3 separate regions of the Homo sapiens genome follow, and all the other regions are linked to region 1. A link is an interaction called in ENCODE POLR2A ChIA-PET data of the cell type or tissue named here. Cell type or tissue: GM12878. All regions are shown on one strand. Region 1 has its middle 45 kb from the start of CYB5B. Region 2 overlaps NFAT5 (nuclear factor of activated T cells 5). Region 3 overlaps WWP2 (WW domain containing E3 ubiquitin protein ligase 2).

Region 1 (2,500 bases):
TCTGACCCTTTTTTCTCTTTTGTAACTTTTTTTCCCTACCTCTCATCCTACCTCATCTTGCCCCCTTGCTTTGCCTTGTGTTTTATTTTATAAAAGACACCACCTCAGCTATACTCCTCTTTTCTTTTTCTTTTGTTTTAGAGCTGGGGTCTTGTTACGTTGCCCAGGCTGGACTGGAACTCCTGGGCTCAAGCCATCCTCCGACCTCAGCCTCCCCAGTAGCTGGGACTACAGGCACGCACCACTGCACTGGCTACATCTTCATTTTTGTGTTGTGGTACAAAAATGTACTTGACACTCTGTCCTAAAAACACTGGGAAGAAATAATTTGTTTATAAGCTGGACCATCCAGAAATAATGCAGTTCTGTTTGAACATCTCTATTCACCTTCGTTTAAAGCTACATTCTAGCTCTGGGCCTTTCATGTGAGTCAAATTTGCCTTTTAAGTTACTTCAAATAGGGCTTCTGAAACCCACGTCTCTTGACAACTATGGTCTCTGCAACTTATCTGACCTTAAAACACTTGCCTGGGTAATGTCCTTATAAGAGTTCTTCCTTTCTGGCCGGGCGCGGTGGCTTACACCTGGAATCCCAGCACTTTGGGAGGCCGAGGTGGGTGGATCACTTGAGGTCAGGAGTTTGATACCAGCCTGGCCAACGTGGTGAAACCCTGCCTCTACTAAAAATACAAAAATTAGCTGGACCTGGTAGTGCATGCCTGTAATCCCAGCTACTTGGGAGGCTGAGGCAGGAGAATCTCTTGAACCTGGGAGGTGGAGGTTGCAGTGAGCTGAGATCGCACCATTGCATTCCGGCCTGGGGGACAAGAGTGAAACTCCATCTCAAAAAAAAAAAAAAAAAAAAGAGTTCTTCCTTTCCAAGTATACCTGAGTTCCCATAAGACAGAAAGTCATTTTGTTGCTGTTAATTTTTTGAGTAAGGGTCTCACAGTGTCGCCCAGGCTGGAGTGCAGTGGTATGATCACGGATCACTGCAGCCTCCACCTCCCAGGGTCAAGCAATCCTCTTACCTCAGTCTCCCGAGTTGCTGGGATTACAAGTGCATGCCACCGTGCCCAGCTAATTTAAATTTTTTTTATTTTTATTTTTTTTAGAGAAAAGGTCTTGCTATGTTGCCCAGGCTGGTCTTGAATTCCTAGGCTTAAGTGGTCCTCTGGCCTTGGCCTTGGCCTCCCAAAGTGCTGGGATAACAGGTGTGAGCTACTGTGCCCAGAAACTCATTTTTTATTCCATGCCAAGTCTCAGTATCTCTGGAAAGAGGAAACATTCTTCACTTTAAAACACCTACAGATTATTATTGTCATAGAGTAGGATACAGAAACCCACTTAAGCTCACATAGGTAAGAGAGAAATGACTTGCTGTGAATCAGTAACGAATGAGTATCTGGTGGAACACAAGGGTAGAAATCCCAGCTGGCCCTCCTGAGGAACTAGGAACAGGAACCAGAAACCCATAGGAACCAAAGTGGTTACTTTAGTTTCCTGTCTAAACTTCTGAAGGAAATTAATAATTAGAAGTGAAAATGTGGTTGGCTGAGTAATATGAGTGTCTACTTCTGGTCCCATCAAGGGGATGGGGACCCATCCCCCAGCCTTGAATGGGAAAGGGATCATAGGGAAAGCAGTTTCCCCAGGGAGATGCTGTAATTGCATACTGCATGTATATTTAAATGTCTTCATTAATGAACTAAAAGCCCTCTGAAGGAAGGCACTTCTGCATTTCTCAGGGTGCCCTGCATTAGGCTGGGCCACAGGGAGGGCGAAGTGGATTCAGTATGGCTTATCATGCTGTGCCTGCATGCACAACTATAGCCATGCTATAATGAAGATAGTATAGGCCAGGCACAGTGGCCCATGCCTGTAATCCTAGCACTTTGGGAGGCCAAGGTGGGCGGCTCACCTGAGGTCAGGAGTTTGAAACCAGCCTGGCCAACATGGGAAAACCCCATCTCTACTAAAAGTACAAAAAAAAAAAAAATTAGCTGGGTGTTGTGTCATGCACCTGTAATGCCAGCTACTCGGGAGGCTGAGGCAAGAGAATTGCTTGAGTCTGGGAGGTGGAGGTTTCAGTGAGCTGAGATCGTGCCACTGCATTCCAGCCTGGGCGACAGTGGGACTCCGTCTCAAAAAAAAAAAAAAAAAGTAGAGGTCCCATAACCAGTTTCCCCTATTATTAACATTACATGTTTATATGCGACAGTTGTTACAATTAATGAACCAATATTGGTACGTTATTATTGAAGTTCTTATGCTAGTTTCTTAGTTTTTGCCTGTTGTCTTTTTTCTTTTTTTTTGGAGACGGAGTCTCAGCTCAATCTCAGCACACTGCAACCTCCCCCTCCTGGGTTTACGCCATTCTCCTGCCTCAGTCTCCCGAGTAGCTAGGACTACAGGCACCCGCCACCACGCCCGGCTAATTTTTTGTATTTTTAGTAGAGATGGGGTTTCACCATGCTGGCCAGGCTGGTCTTGAACTCCT
Region 2 (2,500 bases), 170 kb after region 1:
GTAGTTAACAATACTATATAGTTTCAAATAGCTGGAAGGAAGATACTGAACATTCCTAACACAAAGAAATGATAAATATTTAGATAATGGATATGTTAATTACCTTGATTTGATTTCTGTACATTATATGTATCAGAACATTATCTACCCCATGAATATGTATGATTATTATTTGTTAATTAAAAAAATAAAATTAAAAAAATCATACATGGGCCAGGCATAGTGGCTCATGTTTGTAATCCCAGCACTTTGGGGGGCCGAGGCGGGCAGATCACTTGAGGTCAGGAGTTTGAGAGCAGCCTAGCCATCATGGTGAAACCCCATCTCTACTAAAAATACAAAAATTAGCTGGGTGTGGCGGCGGGTGCCTGTAATCCCCAGCTCTTCAGGAGGCTGAGGCAGGAGAATCACTCGAACCTGGGAGGCAGAGGTTACAGTGAGCCGAGATCATGCCACTGCACTCCAGCCTGGCGATAGTGAGATTCCGACTCACAAAAAAAAAAAAAAAAAAAAAATCATACATAGTAAAATGGTAGCATTTTTTGAATATGAGTGGAAGCTACATGAGTGTTTTAAATATTTCATAATTTTAAAATCACTGGGTGCAAATGACTATATGAATAAAAGTGTCCAATAAACTGTACTCTTAAAAACTAACAAATATATGGGATATATTAGATACTTGATGGATTTATATTTGGCATAAGTAAGGTTATATTCACTTTTCATCCATCATTGCATATATGTATCAAGTATGTGTGTACTGGCAGTATTTATTTAGCCCACTCAGGTAGAATTTATTCTTCCCATATAATTACAGGGTATTATCATCAACTAAATTAAATCAGAAAATGAATGAGAAAGCACCTCAAAGTACCAGGTCTATACAGCCATTCTCTAGATCAAACTTACTTACAAACACACACACAACATGTACATAGTTTTATTTATTTGTTTATTTTTCTCACAGATGAGATTAACATGGGCTTTGGAGTCATAAAGACTGAATTTGAATCTAATTGCTATCATATCATATCTCCTATATAGATGGACTCTTGGGAAAGTTAAATAAATTTCTAATAATATTACCCTTGTAGTTAGACAATAATACCAACTTCTTCTTAAGGTTCTTATGAAGATAAATTTGTAAAATAGCCGAACATTTTCTGACAAGTAGTAATTATTGAATAAACATTGACCTCCTTCCCCATGTGTTTCTAACCTCCTTTGTTAGTAAAGTTTTTTTTTTTTTTTTTTTTTTTGTCATCCAGGCTGGAGTGCAATGGTGCGATCTCAGCTCACTGAAACCTCCACCTCCTGGGTTCAAGCGATTCTCCTGCCTCAGCCTCCCAAGTAGCTGGGATTACAGGCACCTGTCACCATGCCTGGCTAATTCTTGTATTTTTAGTAGAGACAGGGTTTCACCACGTTGGCCAGGCTGGTCTTGAACTCCGGACCTCAGGTGATCCGCCCACCTCAGCCTCCCAAAGTGCTGGTATTACAGGCGTGAGCCACCATGCCTGGCCATTAGTAAGGTGTTAAAAAATAGGTTCTCTTTGTAAAAATTAGTTTTGAACTTTATTTTTACTTTTTTTCTTTGCATTCTCACCCAGTCTATTTTTGGTCTTATTTTGAAGTTTCGCACACCAGTCAAGATGTATATATATGTGGGCCATGGGATATACTTTCTGACTTTGTTATTCTGTCATGTTGACACTCTCTCAGTGGGAATCTGCATTGGTCTGTTTTCACACTGCTGATAAAGACATACCCGAGACTAGAAAGAAAAAAAGGTTTAATTGGACTTACAGTTCCACATGGCTAGGGAGGCCTCAGAATCATGGCAGGAGGCAAAAGGCACTTCTTACATGGCAGCAGCAAGAGAAAATGAGGAAGAAGCAAAAGCAGAAACCCCTGATAAACCCATCAGATCTCCTGAGACATATTAACTATCACAAGAATAGCACGGGAAAGACCAGCCCCCATGATTCACAACACATGGGAATTCTGGGAGATACAATTCAAGTTGAGATTTGGGTGGGGACACAGCCAAACCACATCATTCTGCCCCTGGCCCCTCCAAATCTCATGTCCTCACATTTCAAACCCAGTCATGCCTTCCCAACAGTCCCCCAAACTCATTAACTCATTTCAGCATTAACCCAAAAGTCTACCAGTCCAAAGTCTCATCTGAGACAAGGCAAGCTCCTTTTGCCTATGAGCCTGTAAAATAAAAAGCAAGCTGATTACTTCCTAGATACAATGAGAGTACAGGTATTGGGTAAATACAGCTGTTCCAAATGGGAGAAATTGGCCAAAACAAAGGGGTTACAGGGCCCATGCAAGTCCGAAATCCAGTGGGACAGTCAAATTTTAAAGCTCCAAAATGATCTCCTTTGAATCCAGGTCTCATAACCAGGTCACGCTGATGCAAGAGGTGGGTTCCCATGGTCTTGGGCAGCTCTGCACCTGTGGCTTTGTAGAGTATAGCCTCCCTTCC
Region 3 (2,500 bases), 300 kb after region 1:
GATTTATTAAAGTGAAAACACGTTGCAAGAAAGCAATGGGCAGCACAGCAGAGAAGGGGCTGTCTGCAAAGAGGCAGGAGATGGAGGGAAGTTTTACAGGGTTGTGCTGGAGGGGGCTATGTGGGGATTGATGCATCTGAGGGCTGTTTGTGATTAATCATTTCTCAGAACGACTGTCCATGGCTTTCCCCTACCTGAGGCCCCTTCCTCGTTGTTGCTTACTTATCTTATTAGGACTCCACATTATGGACTCTGAAATTTCTTTTCTTTCTTCTTTATTTGTTTTGCTTTTGAGACAAGGTCTCATTCTGTCACCCAGGCTGAAGTACAGTGGCATGATCATGGCTCACTGCAGCCTCAACCTTTTGAGCTCAAGTGATCCTCCCATCTTAGCCTTCCAAGTAGCTGAGACTATAGGCATGTGCCACCATGCCTAGCTAATTTTTAACTTTTTTGTAGAGATGGGGTCCCACTATGTTACTCAGACTGGTCTTGAACTCCGGGCTCAAGTGATCCTCCTGCCTCAGCCTCCCAAAGTGTTTGGGGTTACAGGTGTGAGCCACCACAACTGGCTAGGGCTCTGGAATTTCTGAAAGATGGGAACAAAAGGGAAGATGTTTCCCCTGGATGATGGGACAGGTTAGATTCTAACCAAAATCTTTTTAGAAGGTTGCAGTTCCCTGTTTTTCACCCCACCGCAGTTTATAGCAAATATTCAGTGATTTAAATCATTACTACTAATAATAACTATTAGGAAAATACCAGCCAGGCATGGTGGCTCACACCTATAATCCCAGCACTTTAGGAGGCCGAGGTGGGTAGATCACCTGAAGTCAGGAGTTTAAGACCAGCCTGGCCAACATGGAGAAACCCCGTCTCTACTAAAAATACAAAAAATTAGCTAGGCGTGGTGGCAGACACCTGTAATCCCAGCTACTTGGGAGCCTGAGGCAGGAGAATCGCTTGAACCCAGGAGGCGGAGGTTGCAGTGAGCCGAGATTGCATCACTGCCCTCTAGCCTGGGCAACAAGAGCGAAACTCCTTCTCAAAAATAATTAAATAAATAAAAAATAACAAGTACCAAGACATGGCAGTCCTGACCTAGGGCCCGTCCTCTTCCTCAAGTCACCCATGCCTTTTGCTTCTTGTTTTGTCTTCAGATCTGCTTTCCAGTCAGCCTCTTTTATTCTTAGCCTGTAATTCCACGGGGCTTCCAATAGTGTACCTCCCTGCTCCCTCCCGTTTTCTCTTTTTCCGTGCTTAGTCTTTGTAAGGATGTCATTTGGCAAAGTTGATTCTGTTTGATTGTTTTTCAATATGGGCCTTTGGAGAATGGAAGGTAGTAACTCAATGCTGGACAGAGGAAGGAGGCCAAGAAAGAAGCATTAGTGTTGGAGTAGCATGAGCCTGTGAAGAACAGGAGAATCTTTTGGACAGAGCTTTTCCTTGCATATCTTTCAAGAAATGAGTGCAGGCTGGGCGCAGTGGCTCACGCCTGTAATCCCAGCACTTTGGGAGGCCAAGGCGGGTGGATCATGAGGTCAGGAGATCGAGACCATCCTGGCTAACGTGATGAAACCCATCTCTACTAAAAATACAAAAAACTAGTCAGGCGTGGTGACAGGCACCTGTAATCCCCGCTACTCGGAAGGCTGAGGCAAGAGAATTGCTTGAACCCGGGAGGTGGAGGTTTGCAGTGAGCCGAGATTGCACCACTCACTCCAGCCTGGGTGACAGAGCAAGACTCCATCTCAAAAAAAAAAAAAAAAAAAAAATAGAAGTGGGTGCAAGGTTTATCTCTAGTTAGAAATAAGCTCTGCCTGTTTCTACAGCTGGTTAATTAGAAATAAAATCTTTGTGAACCCATGGATTATATTGAAAAAAATTTTTTAAAACAAGAAATAAAATATTGATACTGGTGTGTAATTTCTGCTTTTCCCTGGCTCCTTCTACACAGGTCTTTTCATCTCAAGATCGGTGTTCACTGGTTTCTTGACTCAGAGCTGGGTCAAGAATTTTAGGAATTGAGGTGCTTGTAATGCCAGAGCCAAGAATTTCAGTATCGAGAAGTGGTTTTGTTTGTAGTTGATATTTGAAGAGCTCTTACTGTGTGTCCTCTGCTTTACCTGAATTCATGTAGTCAGTACAGTAATCTTATAAAGTAAGTACTATTATTGGGTTCATTTCACAGATGAGAAAACTGAGATTTAGAGAGGGTAGGTATGATTTTGTGAAATATATATTTAGTCTTCCTCCCATTTCCTGGCCTATAACTCCTAAAATCATTGAAATCTCCCAAGTGATCAGTGTCTTTTTTTTTTTTTTTTTTGAGATAGAATCTCGCTGTGTCGCCCAGGCTAGAGTGCAATGGCATAATCTCGGCTCGCTGCAGCCTCTAAGCGATTCCCGTGCCTCAGCCTCCCAAGTAGCTGGGGCTACAGGCACATGCCGTCATACCCAGCTAATTTTTGTATTTTTAGTAGAGATGGGATTTCGCCGT

Evidence for each region. ChIA-PET counts read pairs that join two places held together with the same protein. Peaks named below come from ENCODE experiments on the same cell type or tissue, not always from the same donor. Only the 100,000 strongest peaks of a DNase experiment are listed, where the experiment ranks them.
Region 2: POLR2A ChIA-PET joins it to region 1 with 6 read pairs; 2 of 35 experiments call an interaction of 5 or more read pairs at or near these places.
Region 3: POLR2A ChIA-PET joins it to region 1 with 6 read pairs; 2 of 35 experiments call an interaction of 5 or more read pairs at or near these places.

The regions. Positions count from the first base shown.
Region 1 is chr16:69,468,479-69,470,978 of GRCh38, forward strand. No RefSeq gene overlaps it. Among named protein-coding and RNA genes, the nearest start is that of CYB5B, 45 kb to the left of the region's middle. RefSeq lists an enhancer at 1,836-2,005. In GM12878, no CTCF peak of the experiment used is centred here; DNase peaks (open chromatin) are centred at 442 and 1,433; H3K27ac peaks cover 2,500 bases.
Region 2 is chr16:69,633,785-69,636,284 of GRCh38, forward strand. The region is part of intron 3 of NFAT5 (nuclear factor of activated T cells 5); the gene reads left to right. Among named protein-coding and RNA genes, the nearest start is that of NFAT5, 69 kb to the left of the region's middle. In GM12878, no CTCF peak of the experiment used is centred here; no DNase peak of the experiment used is centred here.
Region 3 is chr16:69,767,564-69,770,063 of GRCh38, forward strand. The region is part of intron 1 of WWP2 (WW domain containing E3 ubiquitin protein ligase 2); the gene reads left to right. Among named protein-coding and RNA genes, the nearest start is that of WWP2, 6.5 kb to the left of the region's middle. In GM12878, no CTCF peak of the experiment used is centred here; no DNase peak of the experiment used is centred here.